Regions from separate parts of the Mus musculus genome. Here regions 1 and 3 are each linked to region 2. The links are chromatin loops, found by intact Hi-C in ENCODE. Cell type or tissue: left cerebral cortex. All regions are shown on one strand.

The links. Peaks named below come from ENCODE experiments on the same cell type or tissue, not always from the same donor. Only the 100,000 strongest peaks of a DNase experiment are listed, where the experiment ranks them.
Region 1: it touches region 2 in a loop (8-fold over the local background); 5 of 42 quality-filtered maps call a loop at or near these places.
Region 3: a loop joins it to region 2, with 4 times the contacts of the local background. A loop is called at or near these places in 5 of 42 quality-filtered maps.

The regions. Positions count from the first base shown.
Region 1 is chr16:94,989,844-94,997,843 of GRCm38, forward strand. It overlaps Kcnj6 (potassium inwardly-rectifying channel, subfamily J, member 6), which reads right to left and starts at 7,853. Exons shown (of 4, transcript NM_010606.2): 1 at 7,344-7,853. In left cerebral cortex, a CTCF peak has its summit at 7,926; DNase peaks (open chromatin) are centred at 470, 3,527, 4,583, 5,335 and 3 more places; H3K4me3 peaks cover 4,374 bases; H3K27ac peaks cover 3,306 bases.
Region 2 is chr16:94,879,046-94,887,045 of GRCm38, forward strand. All of the region lies in intron 2 of Kcnj6 (potassium inwardly-rectifying channel, subfamily J, member 6), which reads right to left. Among named protein-coding and RNA genes, the nearest start is that of Kcnj6, 110 kb to the right of the region's middle. In left cerebral cortex, no CTCF peak of the experiment used is centred here; DNase peaks (open chromatin) are centred at 3,266, 4,315, 5,054, 5,369 and 2 more places; H3K27ac peaks cover 3,775 bases.
Region 3 is chr16:94,977,358-94,985,357 of GRCm38, forward strand. The region is part of intron 1 of Kcnj6 (potassium inwardly-rectifying channel, subfamily J, member 6); the gene reads right to left. Among named protein-coding and RNA genes, the nearest start is that of Kcnj6, 16 kb to the right of the region's middle. In left cerebral cortex, no CTCF peak of the experiment used is centred here; DNase peaks (open chromatin) are centred at 3,216 and 7,121.

The sequences.
Region 1 (8,000 bases), 110 kb after region 2:
GTCTGTCACTCTGACACAAGAGTTTGGGGAGGAGAAACTATGTGAGAGAGATGGAAACATCGCAGTCGCCACCTTGATTCTTCCAGCTCTGCCTTTCAGCCTTCTCCACATGTCCTGGCACTTCTCCCTCCCTTGTTCTCCCACAGCACTGACTCCACTCCTTGCCTCAGCACTAACCCCGCCCTGTGCTTCTATGGGGAAGGTGGAGAACTCAGTCCCTAAGGGTACCTGCTCTCCTGGAGGCAGACAGGCAGAGGCTCTGAAATATCCTTTATAAAGTGAATGATTTGTTTCCAGGAGAACATGGACTATTGTTAGGCAGGATCAACCCAAGCTCACAGCAAGTGTCTAACCTATAGACAGCTATGTGATACCAAACAAAACGCAAATTGCTAGTCAACAGTGAGCACCCAGTGCTGGGAGACAGCATCTAATTCTCCAGCATGCTCAGACACAGTGTGGGTGTAATTGTCAGGATTAGAAAGCCACTCCTGAGCAAGGGCTGTGAAGTGGGCTCTGCTTTGCCTCTACTCTGGCAATTCAGCAAGCAGAAGTCAAATCATATGAATTTGCACCTCTTTTGTTAAGCATCATCTACACCCACTCCAGAAGTCAAGAGATCCCAACGAGTTTATTTTAAATAATACATTCATCCAAGAATGGCTTAAGGGTGCCACCAACTTCTAACCCACACCCCACACAACCTTTGTATGGTTGGGATATCTCATCTACCCCTCTTTTCTTATTCCTAACTCATATTAGCTATATCATACATCTATAATGGTATATATGCTGAAATCTCCCACGTGCGATCTGTAGACCTTTGTCCTGGGCAGGGTTAAGCTCTGATTGTTAGGTCTCCCTGAAGTTAGGTGTGGCTTTAAAAGACAAGCAGAAACAAAGGCCTTTCCTCACTCTTGTTTGCTAGCTGGTATTAACACTTGGGAGGACATGGAACTCGTGCTTCAACGTAATAGTGTTCATTCGTCTGGGTCTCCAGGTAGCATCAGCAAAGCCCGAGTACAGTAGTGAGAAAAACCTTCTATTTGGTTAAATTGCTTCACTTGGGGATTTTATGTTGTAGCAGTTATGCAATGATAGTGGTCCCTTTACTCTATGGGGGGCCTAATACGAGATACCTGGTAAGTACCTCAGATCACAGTATCAAATGTTGTATATGCTTTGTTGTTTACACGCGCACCAACAATAACATTTTCTTTATACATTATTGAGAAATTAACAATAATAGCATGATGAATAAAACAGAGCAACACACTCCAGCAGAACTTGTGTGGATGCATGCTGTTCTGAAAGGCCCAAGACAAATGTTAGTATCCAGACCAGAGTAGCCAAAAGTATAGAAAGCCTTTGTCTAACGACTGTGACTGCAACACAACACTCAGCCTCACTGAGGACAAAGACCCAGCAGTGCCTGCTACTTATAATATGCTTCTGGCTTGCTGGGTGTTGCTCAGAGCTATGCACTGTAGGCTGGTCCCTCTGACATCCCTGTGTGTGCACTGTAGGCTGGTCCCGCTGACATTCCTGTGTGTGTACTGTAGGCTGGTCCTCCTGACATCCTGTGGAGCTCCTGGTTTCATTATTTCCATTGAATAGATTGGAAAGCTAAGGCACAAAGTTGCTGCAGCTAGTATAATAGATTATTTCATTGTCTCTAGTTATCCACCTGCTATGCTGTTTTTCTCTTTACATCTTATTTTAGACTGGGTCTCATCATGTAGCCCCAGACATCCTGAAGCTACTTAAACAAACCTGACTGGCCTTGAACTCATAGAGATCTACTTGCCTCTGTTCCCTGAGTATTATTGCCATCAAACTTTCTGCCCTGGAAGAAAATGAAGTCTATGATATCATCATTGCTGAATGGCTTGCGTTATCTCACTGTAGAGGTAAGCCACATTTCCATCCCATCAGCCACTGGCAACTGTGTGGCTTAGCTGACATTCTTCTTTCCCTTGCCTGGGAACAGAGTGTTCCAGACCAAACTGGTCCTTCAGCTTGGATCTCTGAATGAAGAAGACACAGGGGCAGAGCCTCTGCTAGCCAGCAAGGGAGGCTCAAGGGAGTAGCGAGCCTTTGTTTTACAGCTGCTGTGACTCCACTGAACCCAGAGAGAAGAGACTAATACACTTAGACCTCTATCTAAATACATTTATGAGACTCCAGAGCCAGGGCTCTTAACCAAGGAACAAATCACCTGTCAAGCAAGCTGCAGCACACATACAGGAATTCCTGCTGAATGACACGAAAGAAATGCAAACAAACAAACAAACAAACAAGCCAGTTCTCATGTTGCACAGGGAAAAAATAGATGCCTGTAAGTTTAAAGAGAATAGAACCAAGATTTAACCTAAACCTGCGGATGTGTTTCCCGCATGGTGCCTAACTGCTCTCAGGCTCCACTCAGCAGCCACTGCATGGGGATCTTTTCATGCACGTATGTCCCTGCCAGTCCTTTTGTTAAGATCTGACACCAGAAATGGTATCTCTGTGGCTAAGGATTGGACCCTGTGGGGGAGGAGACTTAGCTAAAATTTGTTCAGTAGACATATCATCATTTCATAGTTTGTGGTCCTGGATCAAAGCTGAGTAGCGGAGAGGAAAGGGTTAAGGACCTCTGCCCAACCTGGATGAATCTGCATAGAGGTGAATCAAATCAAACCATGTGGATAAAACTCAGCATTCACTTTCTGTACAGCAGTTAGTAAAGTCGGTAGATAGTCTTCCTGAATTTTTAACAGTGTACCAATTCAAATGGCTATTTGAACACTGATCACTGAGTAAAGTAATTCTCTGGAGGTTTAAATAACTATATATTAATAAGCAGATGCATATAATTGGTTTGGGGTGTGACTGGATGGAGGCTATAGATTAGGACACATTTAAAGATATCAAAGGCATGTAATGTTACCATTAATTAATGCTGCTGAATGATATCAATCAGGTGCATATTTTAGGCAGTGTAAGGATAAACCTTGAATCCCATTAGCCTATTAAGTGCGATTGCCATGACCCCTTCTGTAATGGATCCTAGTTATTTCTAGAAGCAACTGTTCATCATTATTCAAAATATATTTTATACCAAATGGCTGTGTGCTGTTTTGCTAGATTCTCAAATACTTCAACTGCCACGAATGGAAATGGCAGCTAGCATGGAGCTCCTAAGGCTTTGGAAGCATTCTGATCCGTTCTCAGCGTAGCAGCCAATTCCTACTTTCCTGTTAATACAAATTTCATAGTTTGGTAAAACTCTAGGATGAATTAATTCTCTTTTGGCACTTACGTGACAATTATTACAAACCGAGGAGATCACAGGTACGAACCCATTAAGTTCTAAATCTGAATTAATATTCCACCAGGCGTAAAGTTCTCATACAAACTATCACAAATGTGATTTAGAAAGAATGATCCTTCGGAGGAAAACAAAACCTGCCTCTTTCTGCTCTCCTTCCCCTTCTCCTCCTCCTCGCCTCTTCCTTGGCCTGCTCTCCTTTCCAGCCCACATGTTACTTCTGTTGTATTTGAGTGAGGGTGAGGTTTTGTTCTGATCTGGCTTAGGCCGAGCTTCCCTTTGTGCTGGTTCCCATCAGCACGGAATCCTGGAAGGCAGACTCGTTTTTTTTCTATTTGTAAACATCGGGGGATGGTGCTAAGGTTCGATTAGGGTTTATTCACATGTTTTAATAGCCAATGGGCCTTCCTGCTGTTTATTCTAAAGCTGCTTTTCCATTTATAAACACTCTGTAAATTAGAAAGGGTTTGTAAGAGGGAGAGAGGTAAAGAGGGAGAGAGGTAAAGAGGGAGAGATGTAAAGAGAGAGAGAGCGAGAGAGGGAGAGAGGGACAGAGGGACAGAGGGACAGAGGGACAGGACAACACATTTGCCTAGCTCAAAGGAAACCATCTATGTGAGTCCTACAGACCCAGTAAAGACTTGGGCCATAGACACAAATGTGCTGCTTGCTGATGTCTCAGAGATATGAAGCTAAGGCATCTGTGTAATTTTTGAAAATTATGAGAATGAGAATGAGACCTGCGTGCAGGGACAGATCTTATGGAGTTGCTCTCCTTAACTCATCTTATGTGCAATGGGTAAACCGTTGATCTGGAGTGTGCTGTCGACCCCAGAAGGCACAATGGCACTTTACTCAGTGATAAGCCACCAGGAAGGAAGCAAGTTGTAGTTTGGAAAATTAGGACCGAATCTATAAGCATGGAATCCTCTGTGACTAAAGGCTATTAGGTGAGAAATCAATTGATTACCACACAGAATCCACTGGAACTAAAGATAGAGCAGTTTCCTAATCTTGCTTCTAGATAGCCTTCTCTTCTAAAGTTTATGAGAGAATCTGAACTTTAAATCCCACAGACAGGCCACTTTATCCAACAGCCTCTGCTGCTGCATGCCTCTAATCTCCACTTTCCTTCTGTTGGTAACAGCAGATGGATCAAAGCCAGAGTACAGCTTGTTTAAGTCCCAAAATATTCTACACATCACTTCTATTTCAGATAGCAAGCCGTATAAATTAAAACATGGACAAACTTGTCAACAGCCATCAGGATTCAAAATTCAAAAGCCAGTATAATCCCTCACCCCCTTCCCCGTGTTCAGAACACACAGCTCTAACTTCACCAGCTAGAGACGAGTTAAAAATCTAACAGCTATATACATATTGCTTTAACCACGTCCCAAACACTCTGCATGCATGCTCTTTAGGAAACATCAACATGTCCACTGTGTTGGAAAGCCCAGTTTTATACCACGTTACAAGTCAGTACCAACTTAAGATCTCACACACAGATGTGTCCTCAAGAGAGGATTTCCTTAGAAGTGCTGCTGACATTCGACTCCCTAAACCTTGTTGATTCCGTACTAATTGAAACCTGCACCCACTGCATCCGGATGCCACCGCTCAAGGCTTTTTACTTGATATGCAGTAGCTGGCACTGTGTTTAATCAGCTAAAACTGACGGGGGCCATGGCCTGTGAAGGAAAAAAAAAAAAGCAAAGCAAACCAATGTCTAGCAAGGTAAGGTGGAGTGGATCCTGGTACTCACCTGAATCAATGTCCAGATGAACTTGAATGCTAAGACTCCCCCAGCACAGGTTCTCCTTTGTTTATATTACTGGGAAGGATTCCTCCCCCCTCACTGTGTCTGCAATCGTGGAAGCCAGTTACCGTGCTCATAAGCTGACTAGAGGAGCTCACAGCCGGCTTCTGCCTCCCTAACTCTTGCTCCTCATGGTGCTGAGGACCCAGCCAAGTCTGGATGAAGGGCAAACTGTTTCTCTACTCTCTTGGATCTTGGGACCCTAGGCAGGAGTTGGTTGGCTGGTCTCTTACTGGTCAGGATGCTATCATGGCACTTTCCCAAAATCTATGTCCAAAAGAAAGTTACAGAAGGGTGTGAGAGAGGCAGGAGCCTGTGAACGTTTTCTGTGAGTCAGATACTTGGTTCAAATTCAACTGTTTTCCTCGGGATCTGATCTCACTCGAGCACACGTGTGTGTGTGTGTGTGTGTGTGTGTGTGTGTGTGTGTGTGTGTGTCACACACGCGCTTGTGCGTGCGTGTTTCCTTTCCTCGAGGAGGGATATTTTCTATGTTCTCAGGTCAGCTTTGATCTTTTGCGGTTTCAGTGTTTATTTTGAGCAGTTACTCTGATGCACCATCATGCATGAAATGGTTGATTTGCTAACTCCTGTGTGCCACATAATTCCATGGATAATCTGACACCCGAATTCAGCACGAACAGGGAATTTGATAGATAGAGATTGCCTTCCCAAGACCACAAGATCTAGAGTTTGCTAGGGGCAGCCATCCTATCAGGGACATGAACTCGCTGCACCTTGCTCTGGCCTTGGTGCTGAAACCAGAACCTGCTCAGAATGGCATCTACGGAAACTTTGCCATGTTGGAGGAGAGCCTGACAGGATATAAGTGCCCTCTCGTGGATCACTCTTAGGGAGCTGGACCCAGCTGATACCCTAGGATACCCTTAGGGCACACGGTGGGCATTTTTTTGCCTGGAGCCAAGAAAGTTTTGTCCAACGGTTTTTCCTGTCGCTGGAGCTGCTATGTCTCCTCCCACCTGGGTCGCCATGGAGACTCAGCGCCTTCCTTCTCCAGGCAAAATGGGCGAAGCTTAGTTAGCTCAGCCCTGATTGTAGCAAGCCCACTTTCTCGGACATTGTCCTTCTCCATTTTTATTTATTTATTTATTTTTTACCAAAAGAAAGCTAGCCAGGGCATTAGTGCTTGAACGGAAGTGCATAGCACACGGTACCTGAGAGCTCCCCAGGACCCGGAGACTTTGGAGAAAGCAGTTGGGAGCACACTGAAGCTATAATGAATTGCAAACTCCCAGACACTGGAGGGTTCCCCCCTCTCAGTCCTCTCCTTTTGGGGGAAGTAGAGGTGAAGAAGGGGTTGTTTGGAAAATTCTGTTATTTCCTTTTCAATAAGCTCAGGTTGTTTCTGTGACCTTTTCTATGTAGATCTGTTCCCCCTCTAATATTCTCTCCATATTGAACCCTGTATATATACCTGTGGATCCACCCAGGGCTTATTAGGCGTGGGGAATAAGAATACCATTTCAGTTAAAAAACTAACCCAAGCTTAACGTCTTGATACAAATGAACACATATCCAGAGAGAAGCTAAGTTAGCAGATTCATCTAGCCCCTAAATGCCATAAACACTTCGTGTGACCCTGGTGTTCCCTGCTTTCAGTTAGTTTACTTAGTCCTTGTCTTTCATCAGCACGGCACATCTCGGGTTTACTGATGAAGACTATGAGAAGTCCTCCCCTGTCTCAGGTTCATTTCGCCCTTCTGCTCACTTTTCCTCCTTCGCATCCTCTCCTCTTTATGCCCAAACAGAACAAGGCTACCGCTTTCCACCAAGACAATGGGCTTTTCCTAACTCTCCCTGCCTACCCCACCAGCCGCCCCTGCCTGCGGGATCATCTGTATGTTTGATCTTCACTAGAGGTGCTGGAGCAAGGTCCACAGTAACTGACCCATTCTCTAGCGCCCAGGGCAGGCAGACCCCTCCTCCCGCCACCCACCCAGGCGAGTTTTTAAGCAGCTAATGAAAACCCTATGAGACACATTTCCTTTTGGTTATGTAACCAAAGGCAGCTTTTCCTGCCTCTGGTGGACTTCAGCATCATGTCTCCGCTGAGTAGGGAATGCAAGCAGCCACAGTGGGGCTGGGGACCTGGCAGCCAGGACCCGAAGGCTCGAGGATCCTAGGACACGGAACATCTGTCTGGGATCCATGCCAGCTCCTCGCTTTCAGCAACTCAAACGCACTGCTTACCTTGTAGTGGACAGGGTAGGTTCACTCCATCCTGATCGCCTCTCTCGGAACGGAGCAAGATTCAATAATTCACTCCACGGTGAATGGCGAGGGAAGAAAATACAAGAAAAGGAGGAAACAGACCAACTGGAAGCAGATGGTCCAATTTCACATCAGCCCCGGCAGGCTTTCAGGAGACTCCATTCTGCTGCTAGCGGTTGGGTCCAGCTCCTGCTCCAGCTCCGACTCGCCGGTTCCCGCGGATCCCCACCCTCGGCCCGCCCAACCTCTCCAGCCAGGTGCTGCCGTCTGGTGACTGGCTCCCTCTGGCTGGAGGGCTGGGCGCTGGGGCCACCGCGGGGCAGAGGAGTGCGCGTGTGGGCAGGGACTGAGGAGGAAGCCCGGTTGCGAGGAAACTGGGGGACAGCCTTGAGTGGCAGAGGGAATAAATCCTCGTTTAGGAGCAAAGTGATAGACCTTGCAGGGAGACGTCATGAAAGCCGCAGATTCAACGAATGCTACTCGGTTCCAGCCCCACGGGCTGAGCCGCGCTGTCAGCGCACGAAGCGACGCGTCTCTGGATAAAAGCGGGCGCAGCGCCGCGCGCTGGAGAACCGAGGCGACACAGTGATCAGCTTCGCGGCGAGGCGGAAGAGATGGAGCCGGACCCTAGCTGCC
Region 2 (8,000 bases):
AAGCCCAGCAGGGCAAGCATCGACTCCTGCAGCACTGTGTCAGGCATCTGGGGCACACCATGGAATCATCTGGGCTCCTAAGAGCTGTGGACCCAGCTGCTACCTGTAGCAAGCAGCTTCTCTCTTGGTCAGGCTCCACTCAGGGCCTGCAGCTTTCCTGGTATCCCAGTTTCTCTAACGTCCTGTGGTCTCTCCTCTGTAACTTGGGCTTCACTTTCACAGCCTCTCACAGTGGCTTCCCAGGGGCTCCTTGGAGGGATTATTGCCTGCTGTGCATTGCTGGCTTCAGTAGCCTACTGGCAGGCTGACTCATAACCGTGTGTGTGTGTGTGTGTGTGTGTGTGTGTGTGTTTGTGTGTATATATATATATATACCTACCACATACCTAACACACACATATACACTACACACATCTCTCTCTCTCTCTCTCACACACACACACATAACACCTACAAACACATCACAAACACACACATAACACACACACACACACACACACACACACACGTCCTGCTTGACGTGTGCTGGCTAAGACACACAGTGACCATTTTGTTCCAATCCCGAGGCTCCTGGCTGCAGAGAAGCAGAGAGAGCTGGGGTCATCCATGCTGACTTTCCAAAGCCAACCTTAAAGTTTTGGCAATTTTAGGAGGCACGTGTTAAATGCATCCATTTTATAATTAAGTTCTGTGAACTCCTACATTAAAAATATAAAAAAAGCTAGGGCATAATATTCAAAATACCACTTTCTCCTTGTTTAATGTGCCAATGTTTCTGTTGTTAAAAACTTGAGACAGGGTTTTAAGCATCCCAAGCTGGCCTCACATTTACTTTGTGGGTGAGCATGACCTTGAACTTCCTTCTGCCTCTGCCTTCTGAGTGCTGGCACCACAGGCCTGACTTAGGCAGTGCTGGTGGTAGAATCTGTGACCTTGTCAGTGCTAGGCAAGGACCTGTACCAGAGCCTCAGGGTCATTTCCATCAGCTGTGTCTGTGTGGTGTAAGCATATATCTCATGTCTGTGTGGTGTGAACACACCATCTCATGTCTGTGCAGTGTGAACATACCATCTAATGCCTGTGCCATGTGAATACACCATCTTATGTCTGTGTGGTGTAAACATACCATCTCATGTCTGTGTGGTGTGAACATACCATCTCTGTGCAGTGTGAACACACCATCTCATGTCTGTGTGGTGTGAACATACCATCTCTGTGCAGTGTGAACACACCATCTCATGCCTGTGCGATATAAACAGTGTCTCATGCCTGTGTGATGTGAACACACCATCTCATGCCTGTGTGGTGTGAGCACATCATCTCATATCTGTGTGGTGTGAACACGCCATCTCATGCCTGTGCAATGTGAACACACCATCTCATGTCTGTATGATGTGAACACACCATCTCATGCCTGTGTGATGTGAACACAGCATCTCATGTATGTGCAGTGTGAACATACCATCTCATGTCTGTGTGGTGTGAACACATGTTCTCTCTCTCTCTCTCTCTCCCTCTCTCTCTCTCTCTCTCTCTCTCTCTCTCTCTCTCTCTCTCTCTCTCAGTTTGTGTTTGTGGTACTACTTTGATAGTTGGAAACTGGCTGTGGTGGGAGTGTATAAACCAGGAAGAGTAGAGAACAGCTAGGCCAGGTTTGATTTGTTGCTCTGTTCTTTCTAGATGTTCTGAGCTGGGCAGATTTTGCCTCCAGGAGATACTTGACAATATCTGGAGACACTTCTGAGGGTCATAAACACCCGGGCTCAGGTGTTGGCATCTAAGGAATAATAGCCAGGGGTAAAGGTAACCATCCCACAATATGGAGGGCAACGTGTATCTCCCCAGCACATAGGGCAACCTGTATCCCGCCCCCCCTGGCTCCCAGGAAAAGACACATCCATGTTTGTCATCTAATTGTTACACTAGAATTCCAATAATGCTAAAGTAGAGAAACCCTGGTCTAGATTTTAAAAGTGATAGAAAAGTTCAATAATGGCACCAAGAAGATGGCTCAGGAGGCAAAGGTGCTTACACCAGACCGAGTTTGTTTTTAGAGACCCAGGTAGGAAGGAAAGCATCAACTCTGAAAGTTGTCCTCTGACCTCTGTGTATGCCATGGCCTGAGTCCTGTGCTGCTGTTTTCTCCAAATAAATGTAATAAACATAAGAAATTGGTTAAAAATGTAAAATAAATGTGGGTGTCATTTATATGCTTTTTACACTGTGAATTACACACACACACACACACACACACACACACCCCAAGGGCCAATTCATTGGTGTTTGAAAACTGTTATATAAGTCACTATAGATACTGTACAAATGTTTGCAAATGAGGAAAGTTCTACTGTTCATTTTGTGTGTGGTGTGGCATGTGTGTGATGTGTATGTGTAGTATGTGTGAGTGTGTGTGAATATGTGTGAGTTATATATGTATGTGTTGTATGTGTGGTGTATGTTTGTGTGTAGTGTGTGTGTGTATGTGGTGTGTGCATATGTGTGTGTTGTATGTGTGTGTGTGTAGTGTATGTGTGTATTGTGTCTGGGTGTGTGTATGTTCTGTGTGTTGTGTATGTATGTGGTGTGTGTTGTATGTGTGTGTGTAATATATGTGCACATGCATGTGTGTGAATGCACACACTCATTCATCCCAGCATCCGTGTGGACGTGAGAGGGTGCTGGTCCTCACCTTCCTTCTACCTTGTCTGAGACTGGGCCTCTTTTTTTAACCAATGTGTACCCCAGGCTAGCTGGTTCCGAGCTTCTAAGGATTCTCCTGCCTCCACCTCCCATCTTACAGGGTAAGTACTAGGATTATATATGTGCCACAGCATATGCCGTAAGAACCATGTAGAATGTATCACATGGCTACTATGCAGAGGATCTCTTGGCCTTTGACTCAGGGATGCTCACGTGTTAGTTTTTCTGAAGCCTGCTGATACACACCTACCGGCACAACATTGCATAGAGGCTGCCGAGAAATCTGATTTTCAAAGCTGCAGCCTCATCAGTGTCCCGCACAATATGGCTGTGGACTTCATGGCTAGTTCTGGGTGACTCTGTTCTCCAGGCCTGGGACAGCGAGCGAGCTGAGCACAGAGGCTGCGCAGATCAGTTTCCTGCTGGTGGATGTAATAGACTGCTTCCCCCACAATATCACAGTCTGACCAGGACACAGGGGAAGGCTTCAACCACCCCCACAGATCCACTCCAGGGGCCCGTCTCCAGTGTTTGATGTGGGCCATTTTGGAGGCATGTGGGCTGTCACCAGGGTAGAAAGGAACTCGTTCAGGCACAGAAGGGAAGGGGGTGGGTACTAGTCCCTGAAGTTTGGCAGGAATTTATTCATGCATTACATTTACGAGATCTCTCTGTAGCCCATCCCAAGCTGGAGTCAGAAACAGCCACTCAGAGGCTGGGCGGGCTTTGAGGCCAGGGACAAGGGGAGCAACCTGGGCTTTATAGACTGATGAGACACTAGGTGAAAGACATTATCAAGAACACACAGCACTGAAGGGCTTCTAAACTGAGACCAAGTCGGGACAAATGATTCACAAGTCTTACAAAGCTGGCTCTGTTAATCTGGTTCAATCAGACAGGCCATGTCTTAGTGCTGGGCACTCTGGATAAGGTCGTTTTCTGATCGGAAGACCAGATATCCTTATTCTAGTGAGAAAGATGGGAATTGAGGGGTCATCACTGCAGAAGAGCCTTTGATTTGTAGATTGTCTTTGGCGTGGGGCAAAGGCACATTGAGGTCACAGCACAACTGTGGTACCTCAGGTCTCAGAGACCTGAGTTCTGACTCCATCCTTCCCAGAGAAGCAGGTAGTGGGATTGGCCCATTCCTGGGAGGATGGTGGGTTACATGAAGATATCCTGACTGACAGTCCTGACCTCTTCCCACTTGCCAGCCACCCTGGGAACAATGAGACCGGAGCGTGAGGAAGTCAGAGAACTGAGCCTGTGGCCAGAGCTTCGTTTCTCTTCTGTCTCTCAGAATTAAAAAAAAAAAAAAAAAAGCTGCAGTTGCTTTGGAAAAAAAAAACCTTCTGAGATGAGAATTTGATTTTTGTGTTTCGACTAAGAGGAGATCGATTAGATTTCAGCTTAAAGCAGTGTTTGTATTTTATACACCAAAGCTTGGAAAATGCTCTGCACTGGGAGGGAGGCACAGGAGCTGGAAGGTCTGGGGAATCAGATGAGGGAACTGGAAATCTTTTTAGACATGTGGGATTTCATGAAAATTCTATTTCCAAAGAACTTGGGTAAAAAATTTTAAATTAAAATAGCGTAGGTGGCTGTGTGTGGATTTAAAAAAAAAATACCCGAGCGTCTGTATGAGTCAGCTTGAGTTGTCTGGCTTCTTCTCAGCCACATGTCAGCCTGTTGGTCCTTCCTCGGCTGTGTGGTTTGCAGAGTTGGTCCTTGGAGAGCATCCTATGTAGATCACCGTGATGTGGGTTATATGGTACGATCACCAGGCACATCGTCGTCCATTGACCCTTCCTAGGAAGCACTTGCTTTTATTTTGTTTTCTGAATTCTATTACTTAAAAACATTTATTTGAGAGGGAGGGAGCAAGAGCGAGAGGGAGAGCAAGCGAGAGGGAGAGCTAGCGAGCAAGTGAGAGAGGGAGAGAGAGAGAGAGAGAGGGAGGGAGAGGGAGAGGGAGAGCGAGAGAGCGAGAGAGCGAGAGAGAGAGAGAGAGAGAGAGAGAGAGAGAGAGAGAGAGAGAGAGAGAGAGAGAGAGAGAAGAGAGAGCGAGAACACTCAGAGCCATGGTGTGTATGTGAAAGTCAAAGCATGTCTATTGAGAGTCAGTTCTCTCCTGCTGCCTTGTGAGATACAGTGCTCTTTGCTTATGGAGGATCCACCTTGGAGCTGAGGGCAGTTCTAGCAGGCAACTGGTTCAGTTGGTCTGACCTTATACTTCCCATTGTCTGGGGGCAGTAAGAAAAGAGCTGCTTCCTATGCAGAAACTGCCTGGTGCTATGTGTTCTCTTGTTAAAGTACAACCTGACCACAGTAAGGACATTGGAGCAGGTACTTAAGAAGCCTGCCAACCTCCTGCTGTCTTTGCGGGTAGAAGCAGCCTTCTGCTCCATCTGAGGCTTCTCCAACCTCGCCAGAGAGGCTGCACTGGTCCCTAGCATGCACTGCTGCCGCTTCTTCTTAGGATTTTCTTCCTCTGCCTCCTGACCCCCTGCTAAAGCCATGGCAAGGGTCAGGTGCCAAGTGTGCCCTGTGAGGGAGTAGCCCATATCTCAAAAGATGTGCATCCTTCACATCACAAGATAGCAGTCTGGGCAGTATGTGTTGGGATGGGTTTAGACGTCTTGCTTTGTTGCTGGTAAAATCTGTAGCTGTCATAAGCTAGGCTCGTTACATAGGCCAGTTATGCAGAAGCTCTGTGCCAGGTGCCCAACCCACAGAGGAAGGGCTATTATGGTCAGTAAGGCTAAGTGGGAGCTGCTGGAACTATCACCTATACACATGTCACATTCCTGGAGAGACTGCAGGGTTTGCTCCACCTGCAGGACTCGAAAGAGGCAGGAGTGGGCCTCCCCGACACATGCACCCTTCCGGTGCACATGTTTGGCTTGTCCTGTTGCAGCTGCTGTTCCAGATGTGACTTCAGCTTGTGCTCAGGAGCAGATTATTACCCATCCTGGTGGGCGGCCGATCTGGAATTGCTCTTCTCCAGCAGGCTGGGGCTCAGCCTGCTTCCTGCTAGCAAGGTCATCAATTCACCCTCACTAGCTGACCTTAGGATCACACCTGCTCCAGTGTTGCACACCGGCCTGCAGGACGGATGGGCAGACATCACCCTGCATGTCCGCAGGACATCCTGATTGGATGAGTTGAGCAAGAAGTAGCAGCTATTTTAGGCCTTGCATGACAGAGTATGGAAGAGAAGCCCCAACAGGCTTAAGGAAATACCTAGGGTTCTGGCGGTACAGTACAGGGCAGGCACCAAGCCATCCTTCCTGAGGTAAAGGACGAGTTGCTGTATAAGCTCCTCCTACAACCTCCTGAGACCAGTGCTCAGTGAGCCCTTGCAGACTTTAAAAGCAGTGCATTCCCATTTGGCTGGGCCACTCTGGGCCACCCAGCAATAAAGCTGGGAGCTCCAAGTGGGGACTAGAACAAGAAGGGCTCTGCAACAGGTCCAGGCTGTCACACAAGCTGCGCTGCCACTTGGGCATGTGAGCCAGCAGATCTAACCGTGTTGGCAGAGGCAGTGGCTCAGACTATCTGACGCTATTGGCAGCGTATGGAGCTGAGCAGAGCGGACCCTTACCATCTTCCTGCCATCTTTGGAGACCTCCTCTTTAGGAGGCGAGGGTTTGGTATATGTACCCAGTAGGGGGATTTCTGAATCATATGGTCGCCTGTTCTTAATTTTAAAGGAGCCTCCCTCCATACTGTGTCCTATAATAGCTGTGCTAATTTACATTCCTGCGGAATGAGGCTTTCTGAGGCTGCTTAGCTGCCTCAAGTCCTCTTCAGCACCGCTCTTCTGTCTTTTTCTGTAGCCACCATTGTAACAGGAGTGAGATGGTTCCTCCTTATGTTTCTGATTTGCATTTGTGTTGCTTGTGAGCGACCAGGTAGGCTTAGAATTTCATCAGCTTCTCCACCGCTTTGGTCTTTTTCCTTCTTTTAAATAACCAGTTTAGGTTTTTGCTGTTTTAAAAATAGTGTGTGTGTGTGTGTGTGTGTGTGTGTGTTCATGTACCTGTGTCTGTGTATGTATGTTCAAATACCTATATGTGTTCGTGTGTGTGTGTGTGTGTGTGTGTGTGTGAGCTCATATACTTGAGGCTAGAGGTTGGATGTCTTTCCCCCATCCCTGTCCTTGTTGCTGTTTCTGAGACAAGGTCTCTTACTGAACCCAGATAAGTTTGTGTCATGACGACTGGTCAGTGAGTTCCAGAAATCTGCCAGTCCTCATTGCCCAGAGCTGGAATTGTAGCATGAATCACCATGCCAGGATTTGATGTGGGCTCTGGGATCTGAACTCAGGTCCTTATATTTGTGTCGCAGGCACTTTAATAACTGGGCCATATCTCCAGGTTTAATCATCCTTTTTGCCCTCTTAGATATTCCAGATGTCAACCTTTTAGCAGATATATAATGCACACACACACCCCCACACACAGTGTTCTTCACTGTATTGGTTGTCTCTCTGCCTTTTAATTTACTGTAACCGTTTGTCTGTCGTAGGCTTTTTGCCATACTTGGGGGTCTTTCCTCGCTGTCTGAGATAACTTGGATGATCTGAATTCCTAAAAGCTGAAACTTCCCTGGGAGAAGCATCTCTGCTGCCGAGTGGAAGCCCCACCATGTGCTACAGTTCAGGCTGCTGTGATGTGTGCATCACTTGCCTGGCCAGACTCACAGCCTCCCTCACAGAGCCATGCCTGTAGCATGTCTCTCACTGTTGTCTCCATGAGCTCTGATCCTATCCTCTGACAGCTCTTGGCTAATACGCTCGATCTAACCTTCTCCTCGGAGGTGGGTGGAGTGTCTGCTCATTACTATTTGGCTCAAAGAGGCTTTCCCACAGGGAGGCTGCAGTGTCTGTAGCTTCCGGTGGTGATCTCATGGTAGCTTATGCCCATGCATAGATGGCAATGGTGCCATGGCTGTGAATCTCTAGCGTTTTGGGCTGATGTCAATCAGCTTTATATGCATCACTTTGAACGTCTTAATCCTCTCTTTTACCCGCCCTCTGTTCCTCCACAAGGCAAATCTGGTTTGGATGATGCTAAGGAGAACATTGTGTCTCAGGACTTCCGTGGTCTATGGTGCTCTGGGCACAGGAGGTCCACAGGAGCAGAATAGCTCCCCGTGTGCTGGGCACCATCTTTCCTGAACATGGAGTTCTTCTCAGAAGAGCCGTGTTAGGAGGCATTCCTCACCTGCCCGTGGCCATGGAGGAAGTGATCCTGTTGAAATCTTGTCTCATTAGCTAGCCTTTTACTTTACCCATG
Region 3 (8,000 bases), 98 kb after region 2:
TAGGGGCAGCCAACTTAGCTGCTATAGAACACAAGCGCACATGGCTTGTCTTTTCCACGCGTGCACACCAGTGAGTGGCTAGCTCACTGTCTATCTCTATGGGTAGGCCCCGGTCAGAGAAACCTAACATTTTCACCTTCCTTAGTCCTGTTTCAAAGTGCTTAGCCCTAGAGTTATATGCCACGGTTTTATTACAGCGTTGGCACCTGGCTGGTCCATGGACTATGCCTGCAGGTTTGTTGCTTTGAAAATGGACTGCAGACAAACACCAAATAAATACACCAAAGCTTGATTTGAGAAATGACTTGGCTATAATAACACAACTCTGAGGCAGGAGACTTCACCCACTGGCCCTTATTTTCCTCAGATATCTCTCCTGATAACTCTACTCCAAGCCAGAGTGATCTTCCTCCCCCATGGCTGCTCAAATCTACAAAATACACCCATCAGTGATTCAGGACCTGCCTCTTACGCTCACCTAACCGTTTGCTATGTTCCCACAGAAATACAGCGCTCCATATAAAATCCCCAGGAACAATTTGCTTCCCAAGAACAGGGGAAAGAGCCGAGATAGTTTTTTTCTGCTCACCAACACAGTGTGAATGAATGAGGGGCATTAAATACTGGTCAGGCTGCAGGCCACTAAGAGAAATGGATAGGCCGAACTTGCTCTTTCTTTCAGAAGACTCCTCGGTGTTTGGCTCAACCCTGGCATGTTCAGCAGTCAGCATCCCGTGAGACCAGAGTCTCCCTGCTTTGCCTGGGAGCCCGCACTTCCTGGGACTGTGAGATTCAGATACTCGCCTCTGTGAATCTGATAGACTGCTAGGGTTCTATTACAAACCAAAGTGGGTGTGCCTTGTCTGTCTCTTTCCTGCATGCATGCCAGGAGTTCATACACTTAATTTGCTGGACCTGTTGAAAAGATAAAACATGACCCAGAGAAGTAAACAACAAAAGCAAAGCCACGGACCATGAGTGTCTTCAAGGAAAGCTACAGGGACTGGAGTCTGAAAGTGCACCGCGGAGGAGCCGTGGTTGAAGGGTTTCCTCCGGGGTTGAGGCTGTTTTGTGGAAACCTGTTCAGCGTGCTGTCAGCAGGCACTATAAAAACAGTGTTTGGCATTGAGCACTGGAGGCCCCAGGGAAGATACACACACGTCAAAATGCCACCTTCAGAATAACTAGCCTTTGAGGATAATTGAATTATTCCTGGGTGTGGAGTTATAATGTCACATCCCTGCATGATTATTGCTTCGTTTATGGCATTTTTTATATATAAAAGAATTACCTTCTCCAGAGAGGAGCTGGGCTAATAAGCATTGCTTATAAATATGCTCATTTTCAACCCCTTTCCCTCAGACTGTGATTTGAAATTCCAAGCAAATCACTGCTAGGGCTTGCAATGATTTATTTAGCAGTGTTTTGAGCCAAGCAAGATGTTAGATGAATTGAAGGCAATGGTGGATGTGTAGACATGGCTGTGGCAGGTCACTTGACCCCTGACCTAAGCCAGCGAAGCGTTGTGGGAAGAAGCCAGGGAAGACTCAGGTGACAGACATCTTCAGCAGCCAGGCCTGGCAGTAGACACCAGGAAGCCTCGTTGTTTCTCAGGAGGTTGCGTTTGCTCATCTGAGATTCTGTCACCACACCCAGGGTTCTAATCAACTCTGTCCATCACTGAATTGCAGAGGGAGGGAAGGGGGCATGTACGTGGTAGAGAGAGAGGAGCAGGATGGGAAAGAAGACAGACATGGCTGCGAGGAGCGTCATCTCTAAGCTCTGGTGATGAAGAAGCGGTCTTCTGCGATGTTCCCCATGTACACAGTTCTCATTTCACCTGGCAGGGCCACACACCTCAGCGTTTGTCACTGGACTGTGAGCCTCCTGAAGGCAGGGGCTGTGCACCGATCATTTCTTGGGCCTGCCTCTATCCCTTTATTATGATTTGGAACAACCGAGAAAGACAAAAGTCTGCCACGTAAGTCAATAAAATACCTGACTGGGTTATGCGCAGCCAAGGAAATGAGCCGAGTGAGTAGGGAGGGCTGGAAGTAGGAACAAGGTGCTGGCTATGCCCTCAGCTTGCATCCCACCTACTGGGCATGACAGGTTTGAGGCAGCTCTGTGGAGCATCAGTCGGGGTGCCAGCCACCGCTGGACCTTAGGAACTGGAGAGGAAGTGGGATGTCTTCAGAGCAGAGTTGCGTTGTGTTGTCGAACTCCAGAGAGCACCAAGCACTCAGCGGCTTCCTGGTAATCACCTGTGTGGCTCCACACCCTTTCTCGTGGCTTCCTGGTACTGAAGCAGCCATCGGCTGAGTTGGCACCTTGCCAACAAGTCAGCTGTGACAAATGTGGGCTGTTGTGGACTCGGCCATGCGTGAGCTAAAGCCAGGCTATGTCCTGCTTGGGTTCACCTGAGGTCAGTGCCAGATACAAGGGGAGGCCTATTGCCCTACATAACGTTTTCCATCCCCATGAGAAGGCCTGGGGTGGTCTGATGTGTTAGAGTTATAAATAGCCATGGTGGAGCTTGAAGCAGATGTCCAGATATTGGGAAAACTTCAGTGTCTGCCTCCCAATGAAGTGTGTATGGTTATGTGAATGTAACGTATGCTCGTGTGTGTGTGTGTGTGTGTGTGTGTGTGTGTGTGCATGAGTGCATGTCCATGCATGTATGTCTATTTTTCTGTTCCTTTCTCCTCCGTGTATGGTGTGTTCATTTTTTGCTTGTGTCTCTTTCTCTTTCTGTATATGTGTGTTGGGGCTCGTGGTTGCGTTAGGAGAGAGCTGGGTTGGGTAAGGGAGTGTTTAAAATCAGCAGAACTCTCCCGAGCTCGGAGCTGAAGTGGTCTGGTGTTCTCTGAAAAGCCCACAGTAGGAGCAGAACAACCCTTTGGTTTGCTGGTACCCTACTTCTTATTTCCAAAAAAAAAATGGCAGCGAGCAGGCCTGGGCATGGGGGGATGGAAGTGAGGTGACTATTGCTGGTTTCTCTTTGGGGTTCAGTAGGTGTGTACTGAGCCCCTTCTCTGAGGCGAGAGCTGAAGCTAGCACTATTATCTACTTTTGATGACATGCTGTTTTTGCCCTCAGGAGCTGTGGGTTGGAGAGAGGGCTGGGTGGGAGATGGAGTCTCTGGAAGAGGTGTAGTTTCTGCATGGAGAATATGAGGGAGATTTGGAGCCAGCCCAGAGCTGGACAGCCGGGAGTGGGAAGTGTGTTCCTGATGCAGAGGAAGGCTGTAGAGGATGCATCCTTGGCATGTGACTCTGTGTGTGTGAGCTGCACAAACTGTGGACTCTCCATGAAGACCAAAGAGGAGTCTGTTTCTCATGGTCCCAGAGGCTGGGAAGTCCAAGGAGAAAGAAGCCACCTCCTCCCTGTGTCTTCACATGGCCTTGGTGCATGCATGGAAAAACTCATATGGTTATGAATCCCACTATGAGGATCTACTCTTGTGAGTCTATCTGACTCCAGTAACCTCCCACTCACCCACGCCCAATATTGGAGGTGAAGCGTTCAGAGTCTGAACTCTGAGAGGAGGGGTGTGCCCAGGCTGTGGGAGTCTGCACGTCATGGACAGCTGAACCTGACTTGTCCCTGGAGATGAAAGCTATGACAAATGGAGAAGTTTGTACAGAGTGCTCCTGGATCTTAGGAATCAATTTCTCACAAAGAACAAAGCTTCCTTGGGAGGGGGGAGGGACACCATGCAACCGAGCACCATGGCTTGGAAGCATCTGAGAGGGTGGAGATCTTCCTGTCAAGTGCATGCAGGTAAAAGAATTCAGGGAGACATCCCCAAGCTTGCTCCTCTAAGATGCTGTCTGGGTTCACTGTATGGGGTGGTCTATCTGTGTGCACAGAAAGGCTTCTTTCTCCAGTTTCTAATGGTGTGGTCAGAATGGTGCTTTGGGTGGACAGATGAGCCTCCCAGTGTTCAAGATACACAGCACAGTCCAGTATCAGTCTCTGGGTAATAGAAGTGTCAGGGAAGGGGGCTGCTCAAGAAATGTTGAGTTGTCTGAGCCCTGGGCACAGAAGGTAACGGAAGCTGTGTCACACAGATAGTAGAGAGTGGATTTACTGTCCCCCTGGTGACATTAGGTAGATCCGATCTCTCCCTCTGGTTTCTTCCAGGAAGCAGTAGCCCGAGACAAGCCCAGCTCCAAAAGACAAACTCCAGCTTCTTGTAGGTGAGATGCAGGTGGGGAAGGCTCACCTTAGAGACATGCCCAGAAATTCCAAGAAGACATTTCGGTGAAGATCGAAAACAATGCGAACAGTCTAGCTCTCAGAGGGCCTTCAGACTTTGAAAACTGCCGTCTTCCACCAAAGAACCTGGGATGACTATTTTATGGTCACAAGGCCCTGGTATGTGAATATATTTAGAGGTCAAGGCACATACAGCAAGGACACAGGCAGCAGGCAGACCAAGGCTGCCTGTGGCCGAGCCCTGACCTCAGTTCCTTACCACCTGCCTCTCCTCAGCTGCTTCTGTCCTTCCTTAGCTCTAGCTCTGCTTTAGTGTTGGTCTTTGTTTTCGCCTCTAACCTGTGGTGTACCACTGTAGCCCTCTGGAGAGGTTTCATTGCCTATTGCTGCTCCAAGTTGCCCTCCACCCATAGAGCCTCATGACTTTCTACACATCCAAAGTAAACCCCCAGCTCCACCAGAACTCAGACTTCCATGCTGTGGCTGCTCCCTCTCACCCTGTGCTGTCAGGATGTCTTCCTGGTCTCACTCTTAGTGGGGCCAGGCACTGGGATGAGCCCAGGAGCCCGAGTCTTCAGGAGCACTGTGCTCAAGCTGGGGGTGGGGGGACACTGGTTTTCGCTTCTGTGACAGAATACCCGACAAAAGCACCTTGCGGGAGGCAGACTCTACTCTGGCTTACAGTTCAGAGAATACAGTCTGTCGTGCCAAGGAACCATGGCAGCTAAAGTGGCTGGGTCTGTGTGGTGGTTTCCGTTTCAGTGCACCCTGTTGGGACTGATCAGCTTGTCGTCCTCAAGCCCTGCCTGTGCCCCTTCCTGCTATTCATAAGTTCCCACAGATTCCCAAGAGAATGCCACTAGCCGGGGACTGAATGTTGAAACCATGGCACTGGGCCACCTGCACACATGTCAAAGGACTTGCTGGAAGTAGGTATGCCTCGTGTCTACAGTCAGAATGCAATGGCAAAACTCATGGCTGCACCCTGCACTTCAGGCAGTGGCTGGATTCTCTTGTCCCCTCTTGTTCTTTCCCTTCCCATCGATCTGGATTTTCCTGTCCTTAGGGGCATCTTCCTTTCACCTCCTTCCTGCTGGTCCTCGGTCGTCTGCCATGCTTCCTCAGCCTGGGCAATCCACATGTGAGGATCCACTTCTCTAGCTCATTCTTTGTCATCTTCCTGCCCACGTCAGCTTGTCTGCACCCGGAAAAGCTTTGCACCTGGGTGAAGGTTCCTTTGGAGTTGGGAACTGTTTTCCACCAAAGGGCCTTCAACCTATGATGGCTCAGGAGCCCTACATTCAGTCTGAGAAGAGAGAAGGGTCCTAGCCGTCTTTGCTTGGTACTCCCTGAAGCCTTTTGAAGACGCTCTGATGGTAGGAAGAATCAGAAAGTAATCACCAAGATTTGTGCTGCCGGGCAGACACACACATCCTCTAGGCTACTAAGATATTAAACCAGACAACCCGGAAGATATTTTGCAGATGTCAGTGAAGATCTGAATTGGCTGACTTTAAGAAAAGATCACGGCCTCGAGTGGAGTGAGGCTACTCAATTAAATGCTTAAAATAGCCTGATGTCCTCCTTGCAAGAGACAGCCAGAACTTGAGTGAAGTTCAGAGTTTGTAAAGGCCCAGAGGAGGGCACACACAGCAAGACTAAGAGGCACCTAAGGAGAGCTAAGGGGTGGAGTTTGTTCCTAGACAGTAAAGAAGAGGATGGGGGAGTTCAGTTATGCACCCGGAAGAACCCGAGTTCGAGAACAATCTACATTTTCAGGAGGACCCAAGATGAGTGCAGCCTGGAAGGCCTCTGGGTAGCAATTTTGTAAACACCCTACTAAGTTTGTACTTCTGGTGTTCAGAGACCAAGAGAGACTAAGTGGGCGGTGCTGGAGGGTGCTGGGTCTGTTACACAGCAAGAGCTGCCTGTGGCAAACCCTCACCTGCCAAGCCGGCTTCTGTTCTCCTTTATGACCTCCATGTTCTGCTACCACTGGGATCATGAATTGAACCAAGAACTATGCGTTTGGTGGGAAAAGAAGGTCACGCCTATAAAACGATCCAGTTTCAGCTAGAACAACAAAATACTGATACGTTAACTGCTTATGCCGTTTCCTCCTCTCTCCCCCTTTTCCTCTCCATCCCTTCCTTAATTTCCTTCCTTCCCACTCCCATCCTCCATACATGCCTTCCCTTTTTAATTTTGTGTTTCTGAATTTCCACATTGTACATAGCTGGCTTGTCCTAGTTAACTTCAGCCATCAATTTAACACAGATTAGAGTCATCTGAGAAGGGATTCTCAACTGAGGCATTGCCTAGATCAGACCCACCTGAGGGCATTGTCTTGGTTATTAACTGATGCAAGATGGCTCAGCCCACAGTGGGTGGCAGCATTCCCTAAGCAAGTAGCCTTGAACTGCCTCAGACAGCTACCCTAGCTAAGTGTGAGCCTGCGTACCAGCAAGCAGCACCCCCCTGTGGTTGCCACTGCACTTCTTTGGCTGTGAGTGAGTTCCTGGGTCAGAGGTAATGCTGTGTGATATATTTCCCAGACTTCCCTCTTAGTGCCTGCTTGTGTTCATGTCCCAAATTCCATCCGGCAGAGTATGAACTGGAAGGGTGAGCCACACACACCTTCCTCTAAGTTGCTTTGGTCATGGTGTTTGTCCCAGCGACACAAGGAAGCACAGTGCAAAGATGACAAAGACCTAGAGAAAGAGCAACCGGCAAGAGTCTGCCTTTGCTGGCCAAGCTACATGAGCGTAGACACCATAAACCTTGTGGGAAATGTCCTTGTTCTAGAGGGCTGCTCAAACATTGAAAGAGTAGACTGGGAGGGAAGCTACTTTCAGTGCAAGCTCAGAGAAAGTGGGTTAGTTTCTAAAAGTGAGGCCTCGCATAAATTCACTCCATTTCCATTTCTGTGGGTAGAAGATTCTAGGGTGGATCTGAAAAGAACCCTTTGGAAAAAGGTGCAAGTGTGAAGTGCTCCTTCCATCTCACACAGAACTCACAATGATTTTGAAAATGCATGTGTCTCCATCTGTCTATATACAGATGCCTGGGCATGCACACACACACACACACACACACACACACACACACACACACACACGCACACACACACACTCACACACACACGCACACACACTCTCACACACACACTCACACACACTTACACACTCACATACACACACTCACACACACTCACACACACTCACATACACTCTCACACACACACACTCACATACACTCACACACACACACTCACACACACTCTCACACACACACACTCACACATACTCACACACACTCACACACACACACTCTCACACACACACACACTCACACACACACACACACTCACACACACACACACACACACACACACACACACACACGATGAGTCTCACTGGAAATCACTATGCTGACCTTAGCATTGCTGCGACCTGGTGGACGGCATTCTCTGACCGATGTAAATTCCTTGGGTTATCTTCCTAGCCTAGGATTAAGCTGAACTGTAACCCAGGATGTCAAATTCAGTTGTTAGGAAAGAAGCTCTCTAGATCCGAGGTCTTTCATGTGTCATGCAAGATGTCTGATGTGTTGTGGTCATACAACTATCCTGAAGCCTCGTAGTTTCCTCTTGAAAGTTCTGTTAGTGTCTCTGTAAGTAACATATAGCACCAAAAAATAGTTTATGGTGACAAAATAACTGTAATGTGTAACGTTTCATATCCTCTTAGCAACGGAGGTCATGAAAAAGAACGTGGACT